Regions from separate parts of the Homo sapiens genome. Here region 1 is linked to region 2. A link is a loop called in an ENCODE intact Hi-C map of the cell type or tissue named here. Cell type or tissue: mammary epithelial cell. All regions are shown on one strand. Each heading gives the region's core, and the rest is flanking DNA. Links, peaks and the distances in the headings are about the cores only. Region 1 has its middle 9.5 kb from the start of TAF1L. Region 2 has its middle 15 kb from the start of NDUFB6.

The links. Peaks named below come from ENCODE experiments on the same cell type or tissue, not always from the same donor. Only the 100,000 strongest peaks of a DNase experiment are listed, where the experiment ranks them.
Region 1: it touches region 2 in a loop (2.2-fold over the local background); 3 of 110 quality-filtered maps call a loop at or near these places.

What each region holds. Positions count from the first base shown.
Region 1 is chr9:32,636,645-32,653,613 of GRCh38, reverse strand. No RefSeq gene overlaps it. Among named protein-coding and RNA genes, the nearest start is that of TAF1L, 9.5 kb to the right of the region's middle. In mammary epithelial cell, for the core only: no CTCF peak of the experiment used is centred there; a DNase peak (open chromatin) is centred at 8,723; H3K27me3 peaks cover 167 bases.
Region 2 is chr9:32,579,675-32,596,643 of GRCh38, reverse strand. No RefSeq gene overlaps it. Among named protein-coding and RNA genes, the nearest start is that of NDUFB6, 15 kb to the right of the region's middle. In mammary epithelial cell, for the core only: CTCF peaks have their summits at 5,709 (motif pointing left), 7,376 (motif pointing left) and 8,572; DNase peaks (open chromatin) are centred at 5,523 and 8,523.

The sequences.
Region 1 (16,969 bases), core at 4,331-12,330, 56 kb before region 2:
AAAAGCAATTCTTGGATTCATTGATCTTTTGGACGGTTTCTCGTGTTTCAATTTCCTTTAGTTCAGCTCTGATTTTGGTTATTTCTTGTCTTCTTCTAGCTTTGGGGTTGATTTGTCCTTGCTGCTTTAATTCTTTCAGTTGGGATATTTAGTTGTTAATTTGAGATTTTTCTAACTTTTTGATGTGGACATTTATTGCTATGAATTTCCCTGTTAACACTGCTTTAGCTGTGTCCCAGAGATTTTGGTATGTTGTATCTTTGTTCTCATTAGTTTCAAAGAGCTTATTGATTTCCACCTTAATTTCATTTACCCAAAAGTCATTTAGGAGCATGTTGTTTAATTTACATGTAATTGCATGGCTTTAAGTGATTTTCTTAATCTTGGCTTCTATTTTTATTGTGCTGTGGTCCAAGAGTATGTTTGGTATGATTTTGGTTCTTTTGCATTTGCTGAGGATTGTTTTATGTCCAATTATGTGGTCAATTTTAGAGTATTGTGACGATGAGAAGAATGTATATTCTGTTGGTTTGGGGTGGAGAGTTCCATAGAGATCTATCAGATCCATTTGGTCCAATGTTTAGTTTAGGTCCTGAATATCTTTGTTAATTTTCTGCATTGATGATCTGTCTAATACTGTCAGTGGAGTGTTGAAGTCTCCCACTATTATTGTGTGGGAGTCTAAGTCTCTTTGTAGGTCTCTAAGAATTTGCTTTATAAATCTGGGTGCTCCTATGTTGTGTGCATATATATTTAGAATAATTAGGTCTTCTCGTTGAATTGAACCCTTTATCATTATATAATGCCCTTCTTAGTCTTTTATGATCTTTGTTGGGTTAAATTCTGTTTTGTCTGAAATTAGGATTGCAACCCTGCTTTTATCTGTTTTCCATTTGCTTGGTAGATTTTCCTCCATCCCTTTATTTTGAGTCTATGTGTGTCTTTACATGCGAGATGGGTCTCTTGAAGACAGTATACCATTGGGTTTTGCTTTTTTATCGAGCTTGCCACTCTGCGCCTTTTAAGTGGGGCATTTAGCCCATTTACATTAAAGGTTAGTATTAATATGTGTGGATTTGATCCTGTCATTGTGTTGTTAGCTGATTTTTATGCTGGCTTGTTTGTATGGTTACTTTATAGTGTCACTGGTCTGTGTATTTAAGAGTGCTTTTGTATTATTTGGTAGCAATCTTTCCTTTCTATATTTGGTGCTCCTTTCAAGACCTCTTGTAAGGCAGGTCTGGTAGTAATGAACTCCCTCAACATTTGTTTATCTGAAAAGGATCTTATTTCTCCTCTTCTTAGAAAGCTTAGTTTCACTGGATATGAAATTCTTGGTTGAATATTTTTTTCTTTAAGAATTCTTTCCTCAGCTTGGTCAATTCTGCTGTTAATACTTGTAATTGCATTGTGAAATTCTTGTTTGTGTTTTCCAGCTCTGTTAGAGCTGTTAGGTTCCTTTTTATACTGGCTATTTTGTCCTTCAGCTCCTGCATTGTTTTATTGTGATTCTTAGTTACCCTGTATTCGGTTTTTCCATTCTTCTAAATCTCAATGATCTTTCCTATCCATATTCTTAATTCTATTTTTGTCTTTTCAGCCAGGTCAGCCTGGTTAAGAACTCTTATTGGAGAACTGGTGCAGTCATTTGGAGGACACATGACACTGTCCATTTGAGTTACTGGAATTCTTGTGTTGGTACTGGAATTCTTGTTCCTTTAACTGCAGTGTAGATTAAGTACAGTCAATTGACTTCTTTTCTAGATTTTTTTTAACAAGGCCAAGGTTTTGTGCATGGTCTTTATTTGAAGCTGACTTCTTGTCTTTGGTTTTACAGTGTTAGTGGGTTATTTTTGGTGTTGAAGCTTTGGATGTGATCCATTTGGTGGTGTTTAGACATATTGGTCAGTTGATAGACTTGCTCAGTTTTGTGGCTTCCCTGTCTTTCCTCACAGTTGCAGCTGTGTTCCCTCTGAATGCTCTGAAAGTGGGCTCCTATCTCCCTTGAGTGTGGATGTAAATCATGGCTTGGCACTCCTAGGCTGCCCACTGCAGCTCTGGGGTTATCTCAGAGTTTACATTCCTCCCCCAAGTTGGAGGCAGTAGAGGAAGGGACCTTAGTAGTGGTTGTGGCCAAGGGTCTTTTTCTTGTTTCCTGGGGGCTCTACCCCAGGGAGATACAGGTTAGCAATTGCTCAGTGCAATCAGCCCATGATGGAGGGTCTGTGCTGTGGGCTCAAGCCAGGAGTTCCCTGTCTGGTGACAAGCAGAGTGGGATTCAGGGAAAATATACCTGCCTCCTCTCCTTGGGTCAATTGCAGCTTGTTGGAGGTATGGGTGAGGCACTTAGGGTCTTTGCCCCTTTGCTAGTCCAAGAGTAGCAGGGCACGTCCACTGCAGAGGTGGTGGCAGAGAGCTTTCAGTTACCCCTGTGGGCTCTGCCCAGGGAGTTGCAGAGCTGCTACTGGCTCAATAGCCCCAGCAGGGGGTGGCTGGAGGCCCATGCCTAGAGGACCTGCCTGGTGAGGAGGTACAGGAACAGGCCACTTTTCCGTAGGGGTGCTGCAGTATGCCAGCAGTCCATACCAATCCCTAGTCACCTTGGCTTTTCTGGTACCTAGGGGTATCAACAGTGAAGGCTGTGAAACAGCAAAGATGGCAGCCTTCCTCTCCCCTTGGGAGCTCCCTCCCAGAGAGGTTCAGACCTGTTGCTGGCTGGAAGACACCTGTAGGAGGTTGCTGGAGACCCCATTGGGAGGTCCCATCCAGTGAGAAGGAATGGTATTGGGAACCAGCAGGTCTGGCTATGTTTTCATAGAGCAGCTGTGCTGTTCTGGGGATCTGCTTCAGTCCCCAGATGCCCTGGATTCTCCAAAGCCCAAAGGGTGAGACAGCTAAGTCCCAAACAGCAAAGATGGTGGTCCACCCTCCTGCTGGGTGCTCCATCCCAGGGAGGTATGAAACCTCCATCAGCCAGAAAACACCAGTGGGGGTAGCTGGAGGCTCCAGCCTGGACGTCCTGCCCAGTGAGGAGAAATGGGATCAGGGACCCACTTAGAACAGCAGTCTGGCCGTGGAAAACTGCATTTTCATACAGATATGCACGACTTATACATAAAAAAGGAGATTTGGGAATTTATTTTAAAAATGTTCTCTCTCATCAGTATCTGGCTTTCAACTCTGTCTTGCTATGGAACTAAAAAAGAAGATTTCTTTTCAAGATAGCACCCATCCCTTCCTTCACTAGAGCAAAATGACTCTTGGCTTACCTTTAAAGCAGATGGGATACAAGGGAAAGAAAAATAACACCTGAATTACTAAGAAATTACAGAGGACATAATGGAAGATATTTTAAAAATAGTATTCCCATAAGACTGGTGCAGAACCAGTTATGCCATTGGGAGATATCATTCATTCATTCATTCATTCAAGAATATTTATAGAGAGCCAAGATTTGCCAGGCACCAAGGATAGCAATAAACTGAACTTTCCCACTTTCACAATCCAGATAATAGCACTGAGATCATCCACAAGTATATTTATTTGATTTTTGTAGAACCTTGGAGAAGTCTCACAGAAAATGAATACTGTTTTTCTGGACTGTCCATAATAAGAACAAAAATATTTGCTTTTTGGGGGACCACGACATCAAGCCCTGTGCTCAGGGTTGCTATATCCCAATCCTATCTGCATTTTGTGTTATCTATTGCAAGTTACCCTAAAATTTATTATATCATAATTTCTATGGGTAATGCATCTGGGAGCAGCTTAGCTGGGTACCATTTGGCCTAAGGTATCTCACAAGGTTGCAGTCAAACTATCAGTCATCTCAAGACTTGACTGGGGCTGAAAAAACTGCTTCTGATCTCACTCACATGGTTATAGGCAGGCCTCAGAAGGTCTGCTTCCAACCTTACTCACATGCGCTTATCCATGGGGCTACTTTATGACATGGCAGATGGTTTCCCCCAAATAGGCAAACTAAAGGAGAGTGAAAAAGAGTGCCAAATGTGGAAGCCACAGTCTTTTTATAACCTGATCTCACAATTGACATCCTATCACTTCTGCTGTATTCTATTTGTTAGAAGCAAGTGCATACATCCAGCCCAAACTCTAGGGGAGGAGATTACTCAATGATATGAATACCAGGAAGTAGGGATTATTGGGTGTCATTGTAGAGACTGTCTAGCATGACATTTCACTTGCCATAAATGCCATTGGCTTACAGTTCACAGTATAGATTTCTATGATTTCCCCCCAATTCTTTGGCATAAATGGTTGCAAGCATTTGATGAATTGTTTCACACATTATGGTTCAATATCAAATGTGTTTAGGCAAACTCACCATGATGATGATGGTTTGCAGGGCCTATGAAGTGGAGGATTTCTTTTAAGGTGGCATCTTGTAATCACTTGCTCTCTATTTGCTATTGAGAGAGCATATTGTAATACAATCATGGAATCACAAATTAGTGCTTAATGAGATGACTTAGACATTTAGGAGGCTTTCCCCTTGGTCATTCATGCCCTGCCATTTCACCTGTTCTAACCACCAAAGCAATTGAGCTCATCAGGTCACAGGATTAAGGGTCAAAAAATCTGGATTTGAACCATGGCCCTACCCCTAACTAGCTCTTCACACGGATCAAGTTTCTTTATCTCTCAGAAGTTTTGTTTATCCTTATTTTTTGGAAAATAAAAGATTGGACTAAATGGTCTCTAAAGGCCCTTCCCATACTAACATTCCATGCTTCTTTAGTCACAGGTATTTTTATTCTACAGGAGCTTTGTGTGGAGCCAGGTAAATGGACTTGTTTCAGTCTTGCTCTGGTTGTGTAGCTTGTTGGTACTGGATAGATTCTTATCACTTGACAATTCTCTAGAGGAACAGAGGCCCTGGAAACAAAAAAGACATTTCCACCAGTTTTGCATGGGAAAGCATTTAACGTTTATTGAAATCTTACGATGTGCCAGGCACTATGCTAAGCACTTTATAGGCATTCTCATTTGATCCTAGTAACAATCCTATGAAGTAGGTATCTTTCTGGCCTTTGTTTATAGAAGAAGAAACTGAGGCTTAGAAAGAAAAGTAATTTGTCAAAATCACAAGGTAGTAACGAGCAGGGCCAAAATTCTAATGATTGGTCTCTTTGGCTCAAAGCCAGGCTCTTGACCTCTAAGTCATCTATTTTGTGCTGCAGTTCCTTGGATGGGGCTTGACCAGTCAAAAATCCAGGATCCTGAGCAATGGAACTTATCAAAGTATTCTGGTCAGTGTGATATCGTAGAAATCTTAAGCAGCCCATGGGAACGAACAATATTGTTTCCAGAATAAGTGGATGATGTAAAGGTGTGACCTAAAGGAAGGCAGATCCTTTGAGCATATACCATTTTCTGACATGACCCCTAAATGTGTGTTGCTGAACAGAGATAACCAATAGGCCTTGTGATGATGCTGCTTTTTAAAAAAATTCTTTCTACTGTCTTTAAAAAATATTCCTCATGAATATACATTCATTTGAAAACCTCTCCTGTGTTTTTGGTGAGTAAGAGAGTTACAAAATGATAATGCCACTCAGCCCTTCCAGCCCTCCTGGATGTATAGCCATAGTTTCTTGCCAGAAGACAGAAGCAGGCAGGACTTTGAGGCTTGTTTTCCTTTTTCTCCTTTAGGCTTTTAGTCACACAACTAGAGCTTAGAATTGAATTGGAGCCACGGCACACTGTAACATAGTCTACAAGACTCCACTGGGAGCCCCCTGGCAAGGGATGCATGTATCTGGCTTCTGCTTCCTTAGTTTGCAGTGTCACTGCTACACAAGCTGGTTCCTGCTATGGGTTGTCAAGGGAGCACATCCATCACTTTTCAGTGGCTCTTGTTCCTAAGTGGCTGTTTTAGGAGGGAGCCCTGTGAAGACGGAAGAAATATTATTTCATGTAGCCATTTATTTGGCTGTTGGTAAAAGGGAAATTTCCCACCATCATGAAGAAGCCATTCCGAAGATTTTACTAAATGGGAATGGCTGCATTAGAATGATCAGAACTGTAAAGTAACAAGATATAACCACTAAAATGTATGGAAAATTTTACAGGAGCTTTGCACATCATCTAAGTAAATTATTTCACCAATCTTGCGTGATAGGTACTATTATTATCTCCATCATGCAGATGATATGTAGAGTTTATGAGACTTTACCCAAAGTGACAATTCCAAAACTGGGAGAGCTGAACAAGAACTTGGATATTTCAGAATCCAAAGCCAGTGTTCTGGGTCACTCTGTGAACTACCTGCAAATAAGTAAGGATCTTCTTTTATTTGAATCCCAGAAACTTGCAACTGCTCCTCATCAGGCATAGGCACTTAAAATTTACACCTCCTAAATTTGTAACACAGACAAAATTTAAGGTTGAATAGTTACTTTAAAACAATAAACATTTGCAAAGCACTTCAAAATTATCCATTTTAAGTTGATATAAAATATGAAATTATAAAACATCAGAATGAGAAAGGATCTCGGAAGTAATGCATCCTTTATGTACCCTTCCATTCTTTTCCCATTCCACTTGTCATTCTCACCAGTTCATTTAAATAATCCTTCTCTTGGCAGCACACTTAGTTTATAAAGCTCTATGCCTTAAAGACATTCCACAATTTGGGCATCTTCCTCATTCAGTTTCTACTTCCCTCAATATCAGACTCAAGTGGGGTGAATTGTTTATAGAAGAAGAAGCAACTGAGACTTAGAAAAGTAATTTGTCAAGATCACAAGCTAATAATGAGCAGGGCCAATTTTTTTTTTTCTTTGAGACGAAGTCTCACTCTTGTCACCCAGGTTGGAGTACAACGGCGTGATCTCGACTCACTGCAACCTCCGCCTCCCGGATTCAAGCTATTCTCCTGCCTTAGCCTCCCAAGTAGCTGGGATTGCAGGTGGCCGCCACCTTGCCCAGCTAATTGTATTGAATCCTTTTAAAATACAGTTCAGTATTTTTAGTAGAGACGGGGTTTCACCATGCTGGCCAGGCTGATCTCGAACTCCTGACCTTGTGATTCATCAGCCTCAGCCTCCCAAAGTGCTGGGATTACAGGCATGAGCCACTGTGCCTGGCCTGAGCAGGGCCAAAATTTTAGTGGTTGGTCTGTCTGGCTCAAAGCCAGGCTCTTCACCTCTAAGTTATCTATTTCATGCACCAGCAGCTACTATTGAATCTCTACATGTCTTATTAGGAAGCAAAATGTATGCAACAGAAACAATATCTTAAATCGCTCTGTTTACTTTCCTCTGGAGAAGTTATTCATTTAATAATACTACTTGCCTATTTATTTTTAATTTCAACATATTTGAATAGAGCTGTACTGTCTAATAAGGTAACCACTGATTAAATGAGACTATTGATCACTTGAAACAGCTAGTTCCAATTAAGAGGTGCTGTAAGTGTACCTCTTATAGCCAGATTTTGAAGACTTAGTATGAAAGAATGTAACATCTCATTAATAATTTTTTATATTGATTACATGTTTAATATTTTGGATAGATTGGGTTAATGTGTATTATTAAAATTAATTTACATAATGTTTTTAAGGTAGCTACTAGAAACTTTAAAATGACATGTGCCTCATACTACATTTCTATTAGACAAGACCATAGGTTAAATAATAAAGGAGATGTAACTATAAAAAGTTAATTAAATCTCAATCTTGGAAGGTCTTGAAAGAGGATTTGTGAATCCCTGAGTGTGCCAAATATTGCTTACAGAATACAGAAAAACATAATGTCTTCACTCGAGTTTCACAACTTTGATATTGCATGGTAAGTATAACTTTCACGTGCCAATACCCACAATTGCTTGAGTCGGACACCTTTTGCAGTTCTGTACTGGCTGTGTTTTATGTTTTATTTTTATTTATTTATTTATTTTGAGATGGAGTCTCGCTCTGTAGTCCAGGCTGCAGTGTAGTGGTGCGATCTCGGCTCACTGCAAGCTCTGCCTCCCTGGTTCACGCCATTCTCCTGCCTCAGCCTCCCGAGCAGCTGGGACTACAGGTGCCCACCACCACGCCTGACTAATTTTTTGTATTTTTAGTACAGACAAGGTTTCACCGTGTTAGCCAGGATGGTCTCGATCTCCTGACCTCGTGATTCGCCCACCTCAGCCTCCTAAAGTGCTAGGATTACAGGCGTGAGCCACCGTGCCTGGCTGGCTGTGTTTTATGAAGTAGTTCCGTAGTTAAAAAAAAAAAAAAAGCTACCATGAATGGAGGTCAGAAAAGAAGAGGGCACGGTCCTACAAGGGAATTAGGAGACAATTGTTTAATTTCCACATGAGAGTGATGAAAACGAAGGCACCAAGCCATTAACTCAGGGTACACTGTCTGGCAGGCCTTTGGCAGGAGATGTAACATCTACTTAAGTGGGTCACAGACTGATTGTTAATTTCTATTTATGGAGTTTGTTTCATTTTCTGGTGTCTCAGCCCCAGGGTGATGCTTTAAACAGTTGTGAAGGCATCCACAGAGGTAGTCAAAGTTTCTGGAGTGGTCATCATTAACTTCCTTTGGCAGTAATTCTCCACCTTCCAGTGAGTCTTCAGCAGAACCAGAGCTACTCCCCTGGAATCCAACCAGTAAGCTGTTATCAGAATTCTCCAGCCACTCCTGGATACCATTGCCAACAAGCTGGAAAGAACTGTGTAGGAGGAAATGCCAGACTTGCTGAGTCAGGCAACTTCTTCAACCCAAGGTTGACTGGAAATGAGCGTGACTGCATCCATGGGAACACAGGAGGTACAGTCGGCCCAGGCCCAGCTCCATCTAATTTGCCAGCTAAGGAAGGGAACTGTCCAGGGAAAGGAATGTTCCAACTCCATGCAGAGAAGGGCTGGCACAGCTAAGCTCTGTGCAGGCAGCAGGAGTGGTCACTAGCCCTCCAAATTATGGGGTTCCTTTGGTGTGGTTAGGATGTGGATGAAAGAGTGAATAAAAGCTGAGGGCTATAGCCAGGCATGGTGGCTTATGCCTGTAATCCCAGCACTTTGGGAGACCGAGGCAGGAGGATACCCTGAGCTCAGGAGTTTGAGACCAGCCTGGGCAACATGGTGAAACCCTGGCTCTACTAAATACAAAAAAAAAAAAAAAAAAAAAAAAAAAATTAGCCAGGCATGGTGGTGGGCGCCTGTAGTCCCAGCTACTTGGGAGGCTGAGGCAGGAGAATTGCTTGAACCCGGGAGGCGGAAGTTGCAGTGAACCTATATTGAGCTACTGCACTCCAGTCCAGCCTAGGCAACAGAGCAAGACTCCATCTCCAAAAACCAACCAACCAACCAAACAAGAAAACCTGAGGGCTGTGAAAGCCTATGCCACCCACAAGCTTTGGATTTAGATCTAGACTAGATGAGAGTGGGTGGTCCAATTTCAATAGCCTCCAAAGTGACTGTAAGTTTGAAGTTTAGTATGAAATTTGGAGTCAAAAGAAGTGAAGCTGATTCACTTCTACCAGTTAACAGCTATGTGATCTTGGCCAAATCACTTAGTCCTTCTGAGATTCAATTTCCATCTATAAAATGGGCATATACTACCTCCTTTCTGGGATTTAACTAAAGAAAGGTTTGTCAGGTTTAACTAAAAGATGTGTGTAAAAATACCTGTTATCCAGTACAGGGAATGCAATGAATCTTCCCTCCTTTTCCCCTTCGTGGGTTTTATTGTTAAACTCTTAATATAAATAAATATATTTCCTGTAAAACCAAATCCTAACCTTTGGTAATGATAGTGCTTACCCTAGCTTAACTTTTTTAACTACTTTATTTTGGAGATCATTGAACAATGATGATGATAACGATGGTGATGATGAATACTTTTCTTTTATTCAGCACCTACTCAATGCTTGGCCCTATAAAATCGTAATGATCCCATGAAGCAAGTATTATTTTGCTTCATGGAAAATCAACCGAAAATGGATTAAAGACTTAAATGTAAAACCCAAAACTGTAAAAACCCTAGAAGACAACCTAGGCAATACCATCCTGGACACAGGAACTGGCAAAGATTTCATGACAAAGACACCAAAAGCAAACACAACTGAAGTAAAAATTGACAAATGGGATCTAATTAAGAGCTTCTGCACAGTAAGAGAAACTATCCACAGAGTAAACACACAATCTACAGAATGGGAGAAAGCATCTGCAAACTATGCATGTGACAAAAGTCTACTATTCATCATCTATAAGAAACTTAAACAAATTTACAAGAGAAAAACAAACAACCCCATTAAAAAGTGGGCAAAAGACATGAACAGACACTTTTCAAAAGAAGACATACATGCAGCCAGCAAGCATATGAAAAAAGATCAATATCACCATTCATTAGAGAAATGCTCATTAAAACCACAATGAAATAGCATCTCACACCAGTCAGAATGGCTATAATAAAAAGTCAAAAAATAACATGCCGGCAAGGTTGCAGAGAAAAGGGAACACTTATACACTGTTGGTGGGAGTTTAAATTGTGGAAAGCAGTGTGGTGATTCCTCAAAGAGCTAACAGCAGAACTACCATTCGACCCAGCTATCCCATTACTGGGTATGTACCCAAAGAAATATAAATCGTTCTACTATAAAGACACACGCACATGAATGTTCATTGCAGGAATATGCACAATAACAAAGACATGGAATCAACCTAAATGCCCATCAATGACAGATTGGATAAAGAAAATGTGGTACATATACACCATGAAATACTATGCTGCCATAGAAAAGAACAAGATCATGTTTTTTGCAGGAACATGGATGGAGCCGGAGGCAATTATCCTTAGGAAACTAATGCAGCAACAGAAAACCAAATACTGCATGTTCTCACTTACAAGTGGTAGCTAAACGATGAGAATTTATGAACACAAAGAAGGGAACAACAGATGCTGTACACTGTAGTCTACCTGAGAGTGAAGGGTGGGAGGAGGGAGAAGAGCAGAAAAAATAACTATTGGGTAATAGCTTAATGCATGGGTGATGAAATAATTTGTACAACAAACCCCTGTGACACATTTACCTATATAACAAACCTTCACATGTACCCCAAAACCTAAAATAAAAGTTATAAAAAAGAAAAACCAACAATGTTCTCCTTTCCCATGACTCTCATTCCCACTATCATTCCTTCCTCAAAACAAGAAATGGCAGTTTAATGTTTATATTTTTTCTATGTTCATATGAATGCACTCAAAAATATTCACACCATAAAATGCTTTTTCTTATTTAAAAAAATAAAAAATGAAAATGAAACAATTTCTAATTTTAACTATCCTAAGTAGTTTAAACATATTTAATGTCATATTAAAATTTTTAAATTGAACGACATCAGGAAATCATTTTGATGAAAGAAAATTGAATTTCCCATTCTGTATGATAACTAAAAAATAAATGTTTTCTGTGGAGAAAATAAATTATGTTTAAAACAAAGACTGAAAGAACTAATTGGATATATATATATAAAATTTAGAAATAATTAAAGTACTTAAGGTTTTATTAATGTGTTATTATTTGGGAAAATGTTTCAGAATTTGTAGACATGCAAGCTTGTTTGTATTCTTTGAAGATTCCAAATGTTTCTTTTGTTTTGTATAAGAGCTCAAAAGTTACCTAATACCCACCTGCCACCATATCATCATATATGAAAGTATTTGATGAAATATGAAAAAATGAAAAATAAAAAATAATCTAGAAGTCAAAGGGTACAAAGCTATTTCTGAGACTAAAGAAATAATACTGCAAATAAAGTGACAAACTGTTGAGCATTTTTCACGGCAGGGGTGGGGAGATACTTCTGTCTATCAAGTTGATACCAAAGAAGGCTGTTATTTGCTGTTGCCCAGAGGGTCCCATTATAATTCTTTTTCTTAAATTTTACTCAAAAGAACAAATGTCATTTTAATGCCAATGTTTTCAAATGCTGTTTATTCCTTAGATTTACTTTTCTAAAATTTGGCCTCACTATTGCTCAATCCATGGCTTTACTTGCACTTTCAGCAACTGTTGGTTGACAACACCCCCTCCCCTCCCCTCCCCTCCCCTCCCGTTCCCTCCCCTCCTATCCTGTCCCCTCCCTTCCCCTCCTGTCCCCTCCCCTTCCCTTCCCTTTTCTTTGAGACGGAGTCTCTCGCACTGTCGCCCAGGCTGGAGTGCAGTGGCACGATCTCAGCTCACTGAAAGCTCCGCCTCCTGGGTTCACACCATTCTCCTGCCTCAGCCTCCCAAGTAGCTGGGACTACAGGTGCCTGCCACCACGCCCGGCTAATTTTTTTTTTGTATTTTTAGTAGAGACAGGGTTTCACTGTAGCCAGGATGGTCTTGATCTCTTGACCTCGTGATCTGCCCGCCTTGGCCTCCCAAAGTGCTGGGATTACAGGCGTGAGCCACTGCCCCCGGCCAGACCACGCTTCATTTTTTAATCACTTTCTTCACTTGGCTTGAAGCATCACTTTCTCTTCGTTCTCCTTCTATGCCACTGGCTGTTCAGGTCCTTCTTATCTACTGATTGCTGAGTATTAGAACACTGCAGAGTTTAGCCCTAAAATCTTTTTATTTCTTTGTCTTTACTTACTCCTTAGGTAACACCATTCACAGTCCCTAAGCTTTGAAAGCATTTATATACCAATGAGCCTCAAATTTATAATTCTAGCCCTGACCTATTTTCCTAACTTGTAGACTTGTACTCGGCCTCTACTGAAATCTCCAGTTGAAATCTATCTAATAGGGAATCTTAAAATTAACCTGTCCAAAATCAAACTCCTGACTCTCCACTAACATCCCCCATGTCTCTGCTGTTGTCTTCTCTTTATACAGTCTTCTACATCTCAGGAAATGGTTTCTCTGTCCGTCTAGTTGCCCAGGCTAAAACCTTATCTCCTGTCTTTCTCTGACACCACATATCCAGTTCATCAGTAAATCCTGTTGACTTTACCTTCAAAATACTATGTATTAAAAATCTGAACACTTTCACCACCTCTGTTGCTACTATCTTGGTCCATGCTTCCGTCGTATCTCACTCTCTCACCAGAATTATTTTAATAACTTCCCAGCTGGACCCACTTCTTCTTTTACCTCATTACAATCAGTTTTCAACATAGAGGCCAGAGTTATCTATTTCAAATGCAGGTAAGATCAAGTCATTCTTTTGCTCAAAACTTTTAATGGCTCCTTCTTTCACTCACAGTAAAATTCTGAAACAGTAATGACCTGCAAGGCCCTATATAATTTTGCCCTCAGCTACCCCCTCACCTCATCATTTTATCTCTTGCCACCTACCCTCTTGCACACACACTGCCCCCAAAGTTACATAGAACAATTACCTCTCTCACTTTTCATAGCTATTCACTCAAATGTCATAATTTCAGAAGGATCTTCCCTGACAACTTTTTCCCTCACCCATGGCATTCCTATCTCCCTTATTCTGCCTTAGTTTTCGCAATAGCACTTATCACCACCTGACATAATATGTATTTACTTGTTTATTTATTTTTGGTCTCCCCCATTAAGATATTAGCCCATATTCCAGATTCCAGGGCTAGCAGAGCAGATGATTTCAATCAAATCTCCCACTTGAAGACAATTTTAAAAGTGGAACAAAACACACACACAGACACACACTTTCTTACAAACATTAGAATCTAACAAGATAGTAAGGAATTAAGACAACAATTAGAGCTCAAAGAGGTGAAACAACATCTCTTTGGAAAGGAGGATTTGCTGATAGTTAAAAGGAAGCTGAGGCAGAGCTTCACTGAGATCTTGGGAAATCACCCACTGTGTATCCTGGAACCACAAGGCCTGCCATTTTGGCTTTGAGGCTTTTTGGCAATGGACTGGAAGCAGCAGACACAGAGCTAAGCTTTTGATTACTCAGATGCATGCAAGTTTAGGAACTGGTGTTCATCTCCCTCAAAGACAGAGGCCCTAATATAGTATCTTTTGCTCTGGCTTGAGACAAAGACTGCAACCTGGAAGCATGGTTTATGGATTTTACTCTAGCCTGCCAAACCCTCAAATATTGGTTCCAGACTGCTAATATACTCAGGTGTCTTAAAGGTGAAAAAAAGTAAAATCCTTTGTGAAGGAAAATAACACCATCCTGGGTCTCAAACTATCAATAAATATAATTTTAATTTTTTTACCAAGCTATGAAAGACTATAATGCAAAATGAGACTCAAGACAAATCAAGCCAGAACTAAGGAAAACAGTGGACAACAAAAACAAGAGCTACAAGAGTCCAAATACCAGAATTATCAGACGGATGTTGTAAAACAACAGTACTAATATGCTCATGGATATAAATGCTTTGTTTAAAAATATCAGTGCAGTCATAGAAACCATAAGAGGTGACCTTGTAAAACTAAAAAAGAACCAACTAGAAATTATAAAATTGAAAAATACAATAGGTAAAATGAAGAGCTGAATGGATGGGTTTAACAGAGGATTACATAAAATTGAAGAAAAAAATTGTAAACTGGAAGCTGGGTCAGAGAAAAATATACAGAATGAAACCTAAAGAAAATTTTTAAAAGGGAAAGTACAGAATATTGACTAAGAAACATAGAGGATAAAGTAAGGTCTAACATTCACATAACTGGAGTATAAAAAAGAAAAAGATAAAATGGAGCAGGGGCAATATTTTAAGAGATAATGTCAAAGAATTTCAGAGAACTAATGAAAGACATTCAATTTTACTATTTAATAAGCCTAAAGGGTCAAATGAAGCTAAAAGAATAAAAAGAGAAATTTGCCTCCAGGCCAGGCACAGTGGCTCATGCCTGTAATCCCTGCACTTTGGGAGGCCGAGGTGGACAGAGTACTTGAGGTCAGGAATTCGAGACCAGCCTGGCATGGTGGCACATGCCTGTGGTCCCAGCTACTAGGGAGGCTGAGGCAGGAGAACTGCTTGAACCCCGTGGGTGAAGGTTGCAGTGAGCCAAGATTGTACCACTGCACTCCAGCCTGGGTGACAGAGTGAGACTCTGTCTAAAAACAAAAAAAGAAAAGAAAGAAAGAAAAAAAAGAAAATAAATCTGCCTCCAGAAACATGTAGTGAAACTGTAGAAAATGAAATGCAAGGAGAAAATCTTAAATATAACAAAAGGAAAAGGACAGATTACCAACAAAAAAGCACCAATCTGATCAACAGCTGATGCGAAAAGCCAGTACAAGTGAAAACCAGAGGTCAATGGAAAGATAACTTCATGATATTGAAAGAAATAAAAAACTACCAACATAGACTTCTTTGTCCAGAGAACAAATATTTTAATAAGAAAGGTAAAATATACAGTGATATGAAAAAATAAGTGATGAACTGGCAAAATACTTTCAATTTATATTACAGAAAGGGTAAATATCCCTAACATATTAAAATCTTATTTAAAAAGAGGAGAAAGGACTAACAACCTTAGAAAAATGAATAAGAGATATGAACAAATACACAGGAAAAATAAATGCAAATTCCCCTTGGTTGAAAAGATACTCCATGTCATCCATGATAAGATAAATGAAATTAAAACTACAGCGAGATACTGTCTTATACCTATGAGATCAGCAAAAATTCAAAAATTTGACAGCATGCTATGTTGTTGAGGCTTGGGGAAACTGTCCCTCTCATTCATTGCTGTTAGGAATGAAAAATGGTTCAACAACTAAGGAATAGAACTTGGCAAATACCGATGAAATAATATCTGCATTTACTCTTTGACCCACTAGTCCCTCTTGCAGGAATCTATCCCAAAGATGTGCTGACCAAAAAAAAAAAAAAAAAAAAAAAAAGGATGCATACATAAGACTTTTCACTGCAGCACTGTGTGAAATAGCAAAGCCTGGAAACAACTCAAATACCTGTCAATGGGTGGCTGGTATACTCACCCAAGTGATAACTCTACAGTTATCAAAAATAAGAAGGAATCTCTTTATAAACTACTACAGAGTAATCTCCAAGATATATTTTTAAGCAAGAAAAGCAAGGTGGAAAAGTAAATACTATTGGTTATCTAAAAGGAAGAGATAAAAACATGCATACACAATTGATAGTATTTAAAAATAGAATGATAAATAATAACACTTTAAATATGATTACTTATAGAGGATTACATAAACAACCACCCAAGATAATCTGCAATCAAATTGTGAAAATCATTAAGACAGTTGACTAGACTAGTCCCAGCTACTTGGGGAGGCTGAGGCAGAAGAATCACTTGAACCTGGAGACAGAGGTTGCAGTGAGCCAAGATCGCGCCACTGCACTCCAGCCTGGGCAACAGAGCAAGACTGTCTCAAAAAAAAAAAAAAAGCATAAAGGAAAAATTTGATAAGATTGAAATTTTAAAATATATATTAAAGACACCATTAAAATAGATTAAAAGACATGTCACAGACTGGGGAAGTTATTTGCAAGCAAATCCATAATATATGAAGAACTGTTATACATTAAAGAAAAGACAGATAACCTAAAGATACTATAAAAATTAGATAAAAATATATGAAAAGGCAATTGACAGAAGAGGAAAAACAGTTGGTCAATAAGTGTATGAAAAGTTAGCCTTCAGTAGCAATCAGAAAAATACAAATTAAAACCACATTATCATTATACATTTATTAGAAATGAACAAAAATTAACAAATGACAATGCTAAGTGTTAGAATGGATGTGGAGAGGTGAGAACTTTTATACACTGCTGTTAGGTATGTAAAATGGTACAACTACTTTGGAGAACAATTTAGTAATAGCAAGTGTAGTTGAAAAAGCATATATTGTAAAATCTAGTAATTCCACTCCTAGATGTATACCCTGGAGAATGTGTCCTACATATGCTCAAGGAATCATATACATTATTTATAAGAGGAACAATTTGGGAACAATTTAAATGAACAAACATAGGAACATAGATAAATTGTAGCATAACCATACTGTAGAACACTATAGAGCTATAAAAATA
Region 2 (16,969 bases), core at 3,033-11,032:
TCCCACATTCAGGCAGGCACATGATCTTAGCCTGAACAAGCAAATAAGTCTTAGGAAATGCTGCAAAAGCACAGGGCTGATTAGAGATTTTTCTTGGTTGGGCAGAGTTGAGAGTCCAGTGTCACAGTGGCAAGTGTCCGGGGATGGCAGTGGTGAATGTCCAACAGTCATGTCCCCATCAGGGCAGGTATTAGTTCCTGCAGCAGAGTCTTGGCTGTGCATAGCCTTCTTTGGTTCCTGCCTTAGTCTGATTCTTTGACATTTCTGTGAATGCCGTAAGCCATCTGATACTCTTCCATCAAGTTATTTTTCTTCTTAACTTGACCAGACTTAGTTTCATTTTTACAACCAAGGATCCTGATGAGTACAGTGTGACTCTTTGATTAATGGCTGCCTTGTCTTCCAGAGAGGAAGTTCTGTGGCTATTTTGTCAACTAATTTCATTCAAAGAAACTAACACAGTGCCTGGAATAGAATTAGTACTCAATAAATGTTTTTAAAAACATGAATAGGTAGATTCTTCTCTACATTTCAGTAGCAGTTTGCCCTGATCATTTTGTATTGCAATCCTGGTTTTGCCCTTAAGGACACATGCCTCATCTTATTTTTGTCTAGGGGCTGACACTCTTTGCCTGACTCACAGAAAGTGCTCCAGAGCTCTGTGTTGATCAAATGGAAACCACAAATTAACTTGCTTTGTGGAACTGTTTGGGAGATGCTTATCTTAGCACCAAGGCCTAATTCACATCTTTCCTCACCCTCCCAATCCCACTGGTCTGAAGTAGGTCACATACCTGGGTACCCTTTGTACCTTGGTTATTCAGTTCACTCTATGCTTTCCCTAACTAAATGGTAGCTACTTAGTGCCTGTCTGATTAAAGACTTCAGTTGTTTCGGGAACTCAGCATTAGAAATCCAAAGAATATATGTATGTTTTGTCACCATTCTTATGCAATTTACCTTGTGGGTTTTTGACATTCTATATGTTTAAAAAAATCTTTATTATTGAGGTATAATTTATACATAAGAAAATCCAGCAATTTAAAGTGTATAGTTTATTGAATACTAATGAACATATACAGTCATGCAATCACCACTACAATCACGATACAGAACATTTCCTCATTCCAAAAAAATGCCCTTGTATCCCTTTGTAGTCAATCCTTTCCTCACACTTCTAGCCCCTGGCAATCACTGATTTACTTTCTATACCTATAGTTTTGCCCTTTCTATAATTCAATATAAGTGGAATTAAACGGTAAGTACTCTTTGTGTCTCATTTCTTTCACTTAGCATGTTTTGAGATTCATCCATATTGTTGCTTGTATCGGTAGGTTGTTCCTTTTTATTTTCGAGAAGTATGCCATTATATGGACTTATCCGCATTAGTTAATACATTTACCATCTAATTTATTAGGGTTGTATCTAGGGTTTGGTTATTACAAATAAAGCTGCTATAAATATTTGAGTGTAAATTTTTGTGTGAACATATGTTTTAATTTCTCATGGTAAATCTAGGAATAGAATTGCTAGTTCATATGGTAAATATACATTCAACTTTTTAAGAAACTGCCAAACTGTTTTCCAAAGTGACTGTACCATTTTGCATTTCCACCAGCAATGTATAGGAGTCTTAATTGGGTCAGGCGTGGTGGCTCACGCCTGCAATCCCAGCACTTTGGGAGGCCAAGGCAGACGGATCACCTGAGGTCAGGAGTTCAAGAGCAGCCTGGCCAACATGATGAAACCCCGTCTCTACTAAAAATACAAAAATTAGCTGGGCGTGGTGGCGCACGCCTGTAATCCCAGCTACTCAGGAGGCTGAGACAGGAGAATCGCTTGAACCCGAGAGGCAGAGGTTGCAGTGAGCCGAGATTGCATCATTGCACTCCAGCATCGGTGACAGAGCGAGACGCCATCTCAAAAAAAAAAAAAAAAAAAGAAGAAGAAGAAGAAAAAGTTTTAATTGCTCTACTTACTTGTCAATACTTGGTATAATCATTCTTTATAAATTGCACTGGGGGGCCGGGTATGGTGGCTCATACCTGTAATCCCAGCACTTTGGGAGGACGAGGTGGGTGGATCATTTGAGGTCAGGAGTTTGAGACCAGCCTGGCCAACATGGTGAAACCCCGTCTCTAGTAAAAATACAAAAAAATTAACTGGGCGTGGTGGTGCATACCTGTAATCCCAGCTACTCGGGAGGCTGAGGCAGGAGAATCACTTGAACCCAGGAGACGGAGGTTTCAATGAGCCAAGATCGCACCACTGCACTCCAGTCTGGGTGACAGAGTGAGATTGCACCTCAAAAATAATAATAATAATGATGATAAGTTGCATTGTGTTTTTTTTGGCATTTCTGTAATGTCCAATAATGTTGAGCATCTCTTCTGTGCTTATTTGTCATTCAAAACTGTACTTTATCAAAGGGTCTATTCAAATTTTTTGCCTATTATAAAAATGAGATTAAAAAATTTTTTAATCATGTATTTTTTTTCTTATTACTGAGTTGCAAAAGTGCCATGTCTATTTGAAACCTGTTGGCATTTTGAATGAAAATGTGTTGACGCTATGGATCAATTTACAGAGAATTGTCATCTTAATAATATTTGGTTTTCTTATCCATAAATATGCTTTTTGTATTTATATAGGTCTTTAATTTCTCTCAGCAAAGTTTTATAGTTTCTCAGTGTGTGGCTCTTAAATATGTTTTATTAAATATATCCCTAAGTATTTAATATTTTTGATGTTATTGTGAATTGTATTTTTTATTTCAACTTCCAATTGTTCATTATAGTATATATGAATATAAATGATTTTTATATATGGATCTTGTATCCTACAATCTTGTTAAATTCATTATTTCTAGTAGCATTATTGGCCTGCAAATAAAGATGGTTTTAGTTCTTTCTTTCAAATCTGTATATCTTTTATTTCTTTTCTTAGCCTTATGGTGCTGGCTAGGGCCTTCAGTACAATATTAAATAGAAGTAGTATAAGCAGGCATCTTTGTCTTATTCCCAATTTTAAGGGAAAGAATTAAGATTTTCTCCATTAAATACGTTAATAGCTGGTGCAGTGGCGTGTACCTGTAGTCCTAGCTATTCAGGAAGCTGAGGCTTGAGGGTCACCTGAACCCAGGAGTTCAAAGTTTGAGGCCGGCCTTGGCAACATAGCAAGATCACATCTCTTAAAGAAAACAATAAAAAAGATGTTAGTTGTAGAATTTTTGTAGATACTCTTTACCAGGTTTAGGAAGTTCCCTTCTTTTCCTAGTTTGCTGAGAGAATCTTTGTTTTGTTTGTTTTGGGTTTTTCTTAAATCATGAATGGGTGTTAAATCTTGTCAAATACTTCTTCTCCATCTATTGATTATACAGTTTTTCTCTTTTCCTATGTTAATATGGTAAGTTCCATTAGTTGATCTTTGAACTTTCAACCAAACTTGCATTCTTGGGATAAACCCTGTGTAGTCCTGATGTTATCATATTGTGTACTGCAGGATGTGATTTGCTAAAATTTTCTAAAGACTTTTTGTATCTATATTATGAAGGATGATGGCCTGTGATTGTGTTTTCTTGTAATGTCTTTGTTTGGTTTTGATGTTGGGGTACTGCTTCCCTTGTAGAATGATTTGGGAAGTGTTCCCTCATCTTTGGTTTTCTCAAGAGTTTGTGTAGAACCGGTATTATTTCTTCCTAAAATGTTTGTTAGAATTCACCAGTAGAGCCACCAGGAGCTGAAGGTTACTTTGTGGGAGGTTTTTAAACTACAAATTAAATCTCCCTAATAGATATAGGGTTATTCACGTTATCTATTTGTTAATGTATGAGCTTTGCGAGTGTTTGTCATGCAAGGGATTTGTCCATTTCATCCAAATTGTTGAATTTATTGGCATGGCATTGTTTATAACACTCTTTTATTTTCCTTTTAATGTCTGCAGGATCTGTTGTGATGTTCTCTCTTTCATTTGATATTGGCGACTTGTGATCTCTCTACTTTTTCTCATCATTCTGACTAGAAATTTATGATTTACTTTTTTGTCTTTTCAAAGAAACAACTCTTGGTTTCATTGGGTTTTTTTTTTCTCTATTACCTTTCTTTTCCCTTTTTCTTTGATTTCTGATCTTCATTTATTTCCTTTTGCTTACTTCAGGTTTCATTTGTTCTTCTAATAATTTTTTAAGTGGAAGCTTAAATCATGGATTTGAGTCATTTCTTCTTAAATATTATTCTTCAATATGATAACTTTCCTTTTGAGCACTGCTTTAACTACACCCCACATATTTTTATGTGTTTTTGTTGTTGTTTTTATTATTATTATTTTTAAGTTCTGGGGTACATGTACAGGATGTGCAGGTTTGTTACATAGGTAAACGTGTGCTATGGTGGTTTGCTGCACCTATCAACCCATCACCTACATGTTAAGCCCAGCATGCATTAGCTGTTTTCCCTAATGCTCTCCCCTCACTGCCCTCCCCCAACAGGCCCCAGTGAGTGTTGTTCCCCTCCCTGTATCCATGTGTTCTCATTGTTCAGCTCCCACTTATAAGTTAGAACATGCAGTGTTTGGTTTTCTGTTCCTGCGTTAGTTTGCTAAGGATAATGACTTCCAGTTTCATCTATGTCACTGCAAAGGTAATGATCTCATTCCTTTTTATGGCTGCATAGTATTCCATGGTGTATATGTGCCACATTTTCTTTATCCAGTCTATCACTGATGGGTATTTGGGTTGATTCCATGTCTTTGCTATTGTGAATAGTGCTGCATGTGAACCTACACATGCATGTATCTTTATAACAGAATGATTTCTATTCCTTTGGGTATATACCCAGTAATGAGATTGCTGGATCAAAAATGGTATTTCCAGTTCTAAATCTTTGAGGAATTGCCACAGTGTCTTTCACAATGGTTGAACTAATTTACATTCCCACCAACAGTGTAAAAGTGTTCCTATTTTTCTGCAACCTCGCCAGCATCTATTGTTTCTTGACTTTTTAATAATCACCATTCTGACTGGTGTGAGATAATATCTCATTGTGGTTTTGATTTAGATTGCTCTAATGATCAGTGATGTTGAGCTTTTTTTCACGTTTGTTGGCCGCAGGTATGTCTTTTCTGAGAAGGGTCTGTTCATATCCTTTGCCCACTTTTTAATGGGGTTGTTTGTTTTTTCTCGTAAATTTACTTAAGTTCCTTGTATATACTGGCTATTAGACTTTTGTCAGGTAGATAGATTGCAAAAAATTTTTCCCATTCTGTAGGTTGTCTCATTCCTCTCCTGATCATTCTTGCTTTCCTCCAACTTATTGAATATATGGAGCATATTTGTAATAGCTTTTTAAAACATCCTTCTTTGCTAATTCCATTATCTTTGTCATTTTTGTTTTTTTCTATCAATTATTTTTTCCTCGTTATGGATCTGTTTTCCTGCTTTTTTGCATGCTTGGCATTGTTTGTTGTAGTGATTTCTCAGGCTTCTTTCTCTGGCCTCAGGTAGTTTTCTCTGACTCATGCACAGATCACTACTGAGTGGAAGACTTCAGAGCTCTGCTCTCTCCCTCTGTAGCTCCCTCCACTCTGAAGGAAATTCTAGCTGCTTTGGCTTCCTAAAACTTCAGTCTCTAACTCATTGAGACTGCTGTGCTCTGTTTGGGTTTTCTCTTTCTGCACTGCAACCTAAAAACTTCTTCAAGCAGAAAAATGGGGAAATTGTAGGGCTCACTTCATTTATTTCCCTCTGGTGGGGATCATAATCCCACATTGTCCAACGTCTTAAAACCATTGCTTCATATGTTTTGTCAGATTTTCTAGTTGTTTGGGGGTAAAAAGGTAAATCCAGTCCCTGGTAGTTCATCATAGCCAGAGGTAGAATTACATACATATTAGCTCAGCCAAGTTTAATCCCACAACTCTCTGGACTCCTTATTCTACCTCCCACACACAGATAAAAGCACACACAAATGTGCAACATTTTTGGTTTAGGTTTTAGTGGATAAGGAAATATATGACTGCTGTAAATCTGGAAGAACTGGGATGGAAGGTATTTTCAACAGAATATCCGAGATAACTAGATAGCCATAGTACTGGTAGGAGACTATCTTAGCCAAAAGTAGTACTCTGATTTCTCATCTACAATTGTGGATGTGTCTTAGAACTGTTTAATAATGAGCTGGGTGTGGTGGCACATGCCTGTAAACCCAGCACTTTGGGAGGCCGAGGCGGGCCACCTGAGGTTAGGAGTTTGAGACCAGCCTGGCCAACGTGGAGAAACCCCATCTCTACTAAAAATACAAAATTAGCTGGGCGTGGTGGCGCATGCCTATAATCCCAGCTACTGGGGAGGCTGAAGCAGGAGAAGCGCTTGAACCAGGGAGGCGGAGGTTGCCGTGAGCTGACATCATGCCATTGCACTCCAGCCAGGGCAACAAGAGTGAAACTCCATCTCAAAAAAAAAAAAAAAAAAAAAAAAGAACCGTTTAATAATGTTGAGTGTAGTGTGGGGCCTCCATTTACATACAGGAACAATCCTGATGGATGGTAGGAGTGGAGGCTCTGCTGTTGGCTTCCTTTGTTTCTGGGAATAAACCAATGTTGCCACTATCAAATTTGCAGGAGGCAATGATGAGAGCAGAAGTGGTGGAAGATCCCACCATTGGTCTTTAATTTTTAATTGGATAAACTTCCTTTTAGGTTTGAGAGCAAATACCTGACACAAAGGATGCCAGTATTAATGAATGCACAGTTAGGAAAAAGAGACACTAGCATTCTCTGTTCTATCTCGTCAGCAATTCTGGAGATGTCTAATAAGGACAACTACCAGGCCCTAGTTAATAAATATGGGTTTTGTAGCTTTTTATTATAATCATCCTATTTTAGTTTCAGAAAATATTTTGATTGGGTGGTTTAGACTTATTTGGAGTTGTCAAAATCCATATAACATAGCGGAATAACCTAGGACTTTGAAATGTGTGTCTCAAAATAGAGCTAGAAAAGGGAGGGGGGACAGAATCTGTGTTGGCTTTAAAATCCACTTGGAGCAAGGGAAATTTACAGCTCCAGCTTCTTCCTGAACTCTTGCAACATCACTGCTGATTCTGCACTTTGGGGGACAGGCTGTCATTTCAGTGCAGGTTGTTCATTTTAAATGATTTGTTCAGAACGAAATACTCTGTTAAGAAAACTTTGGGCTAAATTCTTTTACCAAAACATTTCCATGTCATACTAAACGATGAAATTTGCCACATCAATAGTATTTTAGAAAAATCAACTACAGTTGATAACAAAGTGCCCTAAATACTTGAAAAGGTCTGAGAGTTGCAGTTACCAGGAAGCTGTACATCTCCAGCTTTGTAGCACTTTGAAACAGGGCCATCTAGTGGAATCTCCTAATTGTGAAACTATGAGTGCATCCTTTAAGACCTTACATTTGAGTCTTTAAAATATGCGTTTTCATGCCTCTAGACCCAAATTAACTGTCCCCAATACAATCTTTTGCTCAGAAATAAGTATCTTTCCACTCAACTTTCCGCACTGATTAATTTTGTAATATCGTGTTCTGTGGATATACATTCAATTAAGTTTCTAAAACTAAGTTGTTTTCTTTTTTCCCTTCCTATGGAAAACAGCCCTTTCTAGCTTGTCTCCTCTCACTGCCACCCCCTCAACTGTGAAGTCTCATTGAAGAATTAACAAATGTATATGTGAGACGATCCAAGATTTATACAAGACGGTATATTATATAGGATCTAGATGTTTGTTACAGATGTAACTGGACTGTGTATGACCCATCAAACACATTGTTGGCATGTATGAGATGTCAAAGGATGTTTCTGTGGACTGGTTGCATATACCCTTCCTTAGCCCTCCAAGGAAGCGTATATATAAACCTCTCCCTAGCCAAATGGAATGAAGGGTTTGTTCATCAAACTCATTTTGTTCTTTTCCCAAAAACATAGCTAAATTACATTTTCCAGCATTCCCTGCAGTTAGGTGGGGCCCTGTGACTGAGTTCTGGCAAATAGAATGTGGATGGGAGACTTGCAGTTCTAGCTCCTAAAATATCCAACATCGTCCCCCATTTTTTTTGTCTCCCCTCCCCACCCACATCTGGTGGATGTCATTGCTCAGGCAGACCATGGGACCCTTTATCATCCTGCGTCCTTGAATGTCTGAGTAGAGCCTAATCCTACACCATAATCCCCATAACCTGCAATAGACTGTGATGGGGACATGAAATACACTTTTATCATTTTAGGCCAATGAAAATTTGGAGTTATCTGTTAATTACCCTGATTAAGACAGGAGAGAAGAAACTGGGAGAAAGAAAGAAGATAATAGGAGAGAAAGGCAATGATTTTCTTCAGAGACACATGTGAGCATTTGAACTCTTTTCTGCAAGTTTTAAGAGCAAGCACATGGTTTATAAATACTGAAAACATCCAGCAGAACAGCTGTAAGTAAAACCACAACACTCTGTTTGACAGAGTTTGCTCTTGTGGAGTCAGAGGCAGGCTGTGGCTGGAAATGATGAGGCTTGAAAAGAGGTGCTTCCCACAGCTTTAGCCATGGTGAGTGCAGTGTGAGGTGTTCACCACATGGGAAGTTTGGAAACAGGGCCTTGTCAGTTTAGCCACCAGACATTTACTAATGTTATCATACATCATTTCCTGCTAATTAAACTTCTTAATGAACTCTATTCCAAGATGTCCTGCAAAGATATGGATGTGCCTGTTTCCAAATAATAGCTATTTCAGGTATATTCAAGCTATGCAGAGTGGGATGTTGAATAAATTTTTCAACTGAGCCATTTGTGAAAGCAAAACTTGGCATAGGTTTAACAGACAAAGAAGCCTTTAGATGGGCAAAAGAAGCAAAAATCACTGAGCCACGGAGGTCAAAGTTTACAGAGGCAGTAGGACTTGGGTAAGACTCTCTGCTGGCAGATAGGAAGAACTCAAGGAGACGGTAGTGAATACGGTGATATTTTTGAAGGACAGAAATGCAATTGCTCCATAATGTAGGGTTGAGGTAGGGGAAGAGGGTGAAATTAAGTGGTGTAGGCAAAATAAAGGCAGGTTACTAAGAGCCTTGAAAACTATCGGTGGGATTTTTTGTTTGTTTGTTTGCTTGTTTTGAGACAGTCTTGCTCTGTCACCCAGGCTGAAGTGCAGTGGCACAATCTAGGCTCACTGCAACCTCCTCCTCCTGGGTTCAAGCGATTCTCTTGCCTCGGCCTCCCGAGTAGCTGGGATTACAGGTGTGCACCACCATGCCCAGCTAAGTTTTGTGTTTTTAGCAGAGACGGGGTTTCGCCATGTTGGCCAGGCTGGTCTCAAACTCCTGGCCTCAAGTGATCCACCCATCTCAGCCTCCCAAAGTTTGGGATTACAGGTGTGAGCCACCACCTAGCCTGGGATTTTGATTTGAAGCTACAGGCCAGAGTTCCTGGGTCAAATGCAGGCATACCTTGTTGTATCGTGCTTCACTTTATGACACTTCACATAAGTTGCATGTTTTACAAATTAATGGTTTGTGGCAATTGTATGGCAAGCAAGTCTATCCGCACCATTTTTCCAACAGCATATGCTCACTTCATGTCTGTGTGTCACCCGTTGGTGATTCTTGCAATGTTTCAGTCTATTTCATTATTATATCTGGTATGGTGATCTTTCATAGTAATCTTTGTTGTTACTATTCTAATTGTTTTGTGGTGCAATGAACCGCACCCATAGAAGATGGCAAACTTAATTGATAAAGGTTCTGTGGGTTCTGACTGCTCCACCAACTGGCTGTTTCTCCATTGGTTCATTAGGTTTAAGGAAAGAAGCCCTCTCCATAACAAAAGTGCAAGGTGAAGCAGCAAGTGCTGATGTAGAAGCTGCAGCGAGTTAACCAGAAGATGTAGCTAAGATCTGTGATGAAGTTGGCTACACTGAACAACAGATTTTCATTGTAGACCAAACAGTTTTATATTGGAAGAAGATGCCATCTAGGACTTTTATAGCTAGAGAGAAGTCAATGCCTGGCTTCAATGCTTCAAAGGATAGGCTGACTCTCTTGTTAGGGGCGAATGTAGCTGGAGACTTTAAGTGGAAGCCATTGCTAATTACCATTCTGAAAATCCCTAAAAAGCCCTTAAGAATTTTGCTCAGTCTACTCTGGTTGTGATCTATAAATGGAACAACAAAGCCTGGATGACAGCACATCTGTTTACAGCATGGTTTACTGAATATTTTAAGCCCACTGTTGAGAACTACTGCTTAGAAAAAGAGACTTCTTTCAAAACATTACTGCTCATTGACAATGCACCTTGTCACCCAAGAGCTCTGATGGAGATGTACAAAGAAATGAATGTTGTATTTATGCCTTCAAACACAGCATCCATTCTGCAGCTCATGGATCAAGGAGTAATTTCAACTTTCAAGTCTTATTCTTTAAGAAATACATTTCGTAAGGCTACAGCTGTCATAGATAGTGATTTCTCTGATGGATCTGGGCAAAGTAAATTGAAAACCTTCTGGGAAGGAATTTACTGTCCTATATGCCATTAAGAAGATTTGTGATTCATGGGAGGAAGTCAAAGTATCAACATGAACAGGAGTTTGGAAGAAGTTGATTTCAACTCTCATGAATGACTTTGAGGGGTTCAAGACTTCAGTGGAGGAAGTAACTGCAGATGTGGTGGCTATAGCAAGAGAACTAGAATTAGAACTGGAGCCTGAAGATGTGACTGAAGTGCCTCAATCTCATGATAAAGCTTGGTAGATGAGAAGTTGCTTCTTCTGGATAAGCAAAGAAAGTGGTTTCTTGAGATGGAAACTGTTCCTGGTAAAGATGCTATGAACATTGTTGAAATGACAGCAAAGGATGTCAAGTGTTACATAAACTTAGTTGATAAAGCAGCAGCATGGTTTGAGAGGATTGACTCCAATTTTGAAAGAAATTATTTTGGAAGCATAAACAGAAGACAGCCGCATTTATATACAATGCTCAACAGTACATTTTACTAATAGTGAAGACTTTTAAGACTCTTAAGTCACGTCTATGAAGTAAAAAATGAAGGCAAATTGTATCAATTACCATGTAAATTTGTATTATAATCAGTTGAAATGATTCAGATCCCACTTTTTTTCCCTCCAAAAGCCATCTTTCAACCAAGAAAATCAACTAAAACTAAGGAGAAAAAAAGACAAAATTAGTTACTCACGGTGGGAAAAGAGAAAAGAAGGAAAGGAAGAACAAAAAGAAAACATACCTTTCTGGAAGACTTTAGAAAATTTTAGGCTTAAACACTTGACCTCTGAGATTCCATGAGATGCATCATTATGAAATGTAATTTACTAGGTTGAAATTAAAGAATAATCTCTTACATCTAAGAATACTAGATCTTTCCTCAAAAAACTACAAATAGAACTACCATATGATCTAGCAATTCTACTTCTAGATATATATCCAAAGGAATTGAAATCAATATGTTGAAAAGATTTTTATCTGTGCCCCCATGTTCATTGCAGCACTATTCACAATAGCCTATGATGTGGAATCAACCTAAGTGTTCATCAGTGAATGAATAGCTAAAGAAAATGTGGTATGTATACACAATGGAATGCTATTCAGCCTTAAAAAAATACGGAAATCCTGTCATTTGCAACAGCATGAATGAATTAGAGGACGTTATAGTACATGAAATAAACCAGGCAATAAAGACAAATACCACATGATCTCACATATACATGGAATCTAAAAAAAGTCAAACTCATGAAAGTAAACAGTAGAATGGTAGTTACCAGAGGCTGGGAGTAAGGGGGAGTGGGTAGACAGAGAGATGTTGGTCAAAGGGTACAACATTTAAGTTAGGCGAGAGGAATAAATTTGTGGGATGTGTTACACAGCAGGGTGCCTACAGTTAAAATAGTGTATACATCAAAATTGCTAAAAGAATAAATCTTTTTTTCTTTTCTTTTCTTTTCTTTTCTTTTTTTTTTTTTTAGACAGAGTCTCGCTCTGTCACCCAGGCTGGAGTGCAGTGGCATGATCATGGCTCACTTTAGCCTCAGCCTCCCAGTCTCAAGTGATCCTCTCATCCCAGCCTCCCAAGTAGCTGGGACCATGGGCATACACCACCACGCTGGGCTAATTTTTTAATTTTTGTAGACACGGGGGTCTGACTATGTTGCCCAGACTGATCTTGAACACCTGGGCTCAAGTGATCCTCCCGCCTCAACCTCCCAAAACGCTGGGATTACAGGTGTGAGCCACTGTGCCCAGCCAAAGAGAGTAAATTTCTAATGTCTCACCACAGAAAATTAGTAAGTGATGGATATATTAATTAGCTTGATTTAATCATTCTACAGTGTATTCAAAACATTATATTGTACCCCATAAATATATATACTTATTACTATTATTATTTTCTAGAGACAGGGTGTCACTATATTGCCCAGGCTCGTCTCAAATTCCTGACCTCAAGCAATCCTCCTGCCTTGGCCTCCCAAAGTGCTGGGATTACAAGCGTAAGCCACCATGCCCTGCCACATATATAATGATTATCTGTCAACTAAAAATAATACTAACAATGTGTTTTGAAAAAAATATTAGATCCTACAAAGTTAGTTGTCATTCTAGTCCCTAAAAGGCAGTGCAGCTGAGCTTTTGATTATATGCCTACTCTGGTTTTCTTTAGTTTATTCCCTGTTGATTATTAATAACTTTATAGAAAAAATAAACTTATATGATGTTATAACAGTGTTTTTCAAAGTTAAATAATATAATAATCCCTTTTAGAGGAGCAAAAAATTATTGCATATCTCCAGTGTTAAATTATTTTTATTCCTTTAAGTGTTCATAATCATCAAATTACATATACACTCAGTGTATAGTTTGTTTCAACTATAAAACTGAAATTAATTTTCAAGTTAAGTGCAAACAAAAGCATAAAACTAATAAAATTCAAGGAATAATGTTTTCATAAAACAAAAACAATGGTATGGGTTGAATAGTGGAAAGATGCATTTGGAGATTTTATGCTTCATTGTGTATTGCATTGACTTTGAACACACTGGAACATTATTTGAGTCACGGGCATTTTTCTATTTTTCCTTTTAAATAATGACAATCATTTGAACCAATTCATTGTTTTGAAGAGCTGATCTGCTTCATAGCACCCTCCAAGTTGCGATAGTAATAAAATATTAGAACAATTAAAAGTCATAATAAATGCTTTTCCATTTGGCCTATTTATTACCTCACCTACTAAAGGAAGTGTCATGTGAAGTGTGCTACGAGGTGACTGTCTTCACTACCTCCCTACATCTGAACGACTATGAAACCTTTATTCATATAAAGTGCCAGAACATTACAGGGCCTCCTCTTGGCTCCCACATAATTGTAAACACTCATACGGTTTGGGTATTTGGTTATAAGGTGGTTATCCAAGTGATCTAGAATATACTCACGCCAGAGTTTTAAAATCATCATTGAAATGAAAACACAAAGTTCAGAAACTTTTGCAGAGAACTCGAGGGCTCCTGTGTTACAAAGTTAGTGATTTTAATCAGTTGCTCTTTCCTTTGTTTTGTTTTGCTTTTGTTTCTGAGACGGAGTCTAGCTGTCGCCCAGGCTGGAGTGCAGTGGCGCGATCTCGGCTCACTGCCAGCTCCGCCTCCCGGGTTCACGCCATTCTCCTGCCTCAGCCTCCCGAGTAGCTGGGACTACAGGCGCCCACCACCACGCCCGGCTAATTTTTTTGTATTTTTAGTAGAGATGGGGTTTCACCGTGTTAGCCAGGATGGTCTCGATTTCTTAACCTCGTGATCCGCCCCCCTCGGCCTCCCAAAGTGCTGGGATTACAGGCGTGAGCCACTGCGCCGGGCCAATCAGTTGCTCTTTCTGAAGAGAGTTTCACTGGCACCGCACCACTTGCCACTGAGAGCGCTGGGGTCCAACTAGAAGTCAAATTTGAGCAAATGAATATTGTTTTAGACTACTAAATGTTTAAGACGTCAGACAAGTGATTCTGCTCTACTAATATCAGAAGGATAAGAAGACAGTGGTAGTCAAGCCCATTGTGCTCCCCAGATGGAAACTAATATTCAACTAAAGGTGCAGCTCAAAACTCCGTCTCTGGTACACTGTGTGTGACCGTCTGCCCTATAAGTAGCAAACTCCACCATGAATTGCTGATGCCATTAGTTTCTGTGTATCTCCAAAACACTGACCAGAAAATTCCACAGTAGGGATTTGTAAGAGAATGCCCTCGCTTGTGCATCTTCACAGATTTTTCTGATCAACATGAGCAAGTTTGCCTCCTTGTCCCCTTGAAAATAATAATGTCTTGTGTGGTTGGGTGAAGCTATATATATATATATTTTTTGTTTTGTTTTGTTTTGTTTTGTTTTTGCTAAAAAAAGAATCTTACAGGGAGATAAAGGGATTTCTGGAGGAATTAATTTTTTTTTCAATTATGTGGGACAAATGGTGCTTAAAATGAAGATAGGACAAAGGCTCTTAAATTTTTGACTGAACAATGGAAAGGGAACTTGGATGTGGAACTCCCATCTCCATTCCTGGTTGCAGACTCAGTCTGACGGGGAGGTCTTGCACTCAAAGCTGTCTTCTCTCCACAGCCTCTGAAATCCACGGCCTGTGTGCCCCAATTAGTACACTCTGCCAGGGGACAAATGAAGCACCCTACTGGCTTTTAAAAACATAGCTGGAGGTGTAGACCCTTATTAGACAGATCCAAAGTTTAAGACATAACCTTACTGACAGAAGACACCTCCTCATCTTATTTCCTGGCCCCATCTCTTCCCTGCCCACTGTGCTTTAGCTCCTTTGAGTTTTGTGGGCTGGTTACTGAGGCCTTAGATAAAATGCAATTTACCTGTATTTCTAATTTTTCAGCAAGTTAGAGTGCCCTCTGGTGGGAATGTCTCCAGTAGTTACCCAGGTCTTGCAGACTATCTGAATTTGTGAGTCCACATTTTCTGCTTGTGCTAAGCTGAACACGGTCTCTCACTGCTCCCTTTTTATTCAACTCAGCCTCATGAGTTTCACAGCCAGAGATAAGTGAGAAAGGATGGAAATGTGGTCATCAGTAGCCAGTGGTATATTTTTCTAAGCAATATTGATTTTATTTATGTTTATTTTCAAATGTGGTAGTGGTGGGGAGTGGGGAGGATGTAGTAATTTCCCAGAGTAAGCCAGAATGATGGTTCCAAATTCAAGAAATACTAAATGTATTTAACTCCACTCGCAAAGGAAACATTTGGGTTATCAAATGACTCATTGTGTAACTAAGTGTCCTGTTTTTAAAAGTTTTTCTCTCTCTCTTTCCTGCCCGTTCCTTGTCTTGCCTTTAACAATGAGATAATAGTCTTTGCTCTCACTCTTTCTCCCAGGCACCCCTTTGCACAGTGTTTCCCTTATCTAATTACGTGTTTGTTTAGAAGTTCCAGAGACTAAATCTTAAAGCAATTCAGTCTACTGTGGGATTCTCCCCCACCTGGAGATTACTTCAAGGCTGCAGTTAATTTGCAACCTGGCTGTCCCAGAGATGGCACTAGCCCACACACCAGATGGGGCAACAGCTCAAGATAGTCATCAGAACAAGTCACATAGGCTGACCCCTATCACCACTCCTGCATGCCCATCATACCAAACTCCCCTTTAGCCTTTACCCTTGACCTAGAAAGCTGAAACGGTTTCTTTAAGGCACTAGCTTTGGCCATTTTTCCACTGCTAGCTCTGGAATAAAGTAACTTTCCTTTAGCTGTAGTTCATCTTTGTTATTGGCTTTGCAAGTGGTGAGCAGCTGAGCCTGCACTCGGTAACAATTGGGAACCTAAATATAGTATTTCCTGTGATGTTTAAGCACTCAGGGGCTTACTCTCCCTTTAGTATCAATTGTTCAGATCTCACCATAACAAAGTTGAGAGTTCCAATGTAAGTAGTTTGCAAAATTTTAGTCCAAAATGTAATAAGACAGACTGAGGATTAGTAATAGTTTAAATACACAGTTTAGTTACTACTTCAAGGCATTTTTTTTTGGTGGGGGGTGGGGGGGCGGGTCTTAGTATGTTGCCTAGGCTGGTCTCGAACTCCTGGGCTTACAGAATCCTCCTGTCTCAGCCTCCCAAAGCAATGAGATTAGCCACTGTGCCCAGCCTCAAGGCATAATTAAAAAATTTTTTTATTTAGAATATTTTTAAATATTTACAAAATAGTATATGAGAGACTATAATAAGCCCCCATTTAGCTATCAGATAGCTTCAACAGTTGCCAACTTATTACTAGTCTTATTTCTCTATGCCTTCTTCCTCCTTTCTCAATTATTCAGAAGTAAACTTCAGACCTCTTACCCTTTCATCTATAAATATTTCAGAAGAGATCTCTAAGAGATTAGAACTTCCTTTCAAAAATATAACCACAAATCATCATACACAAAAAAATTAATGACAATTCCCTAATATATCGAGGTAATGTTTAAATTTCCCTCTGTCTCTTTTAATCTATGGATTCTCCTCTCTCTCCTTTCTTTTTACTCAATATATTTTATAAGAAACCGAATCACTTATATGCAGTTCCTACAATCTAGATTTATCTCAATGTATCATTTTGGTGTTGTATAAGGAGCTCCTCTGTTATTAAATAACTAGTTAGATCTAGAAACTTGATCAGATTCAGGTTCAATGTTTGGCAAGGCAACTTCACAGGCAATGAGGCAGCTTTCCACCAGGAGGCGCAGTTGGTCCCTTTTTGAGATGTTTGCAGCTATTGACGGATAAACCACTGCATTGATTTATTAATAAACTTTAACAGTTGCAAAATGGTGATATTCTAACTGTGCCATCCCCTTTTCTTTCATTAGCTTTTTAATGATTCTTTGAAGAAATTTCCCCTCATGAATCATTTTATTACTTTAAGATGCAATTTGTATAGAGAGCCTAGAAAAATGCTTGATTTTTTT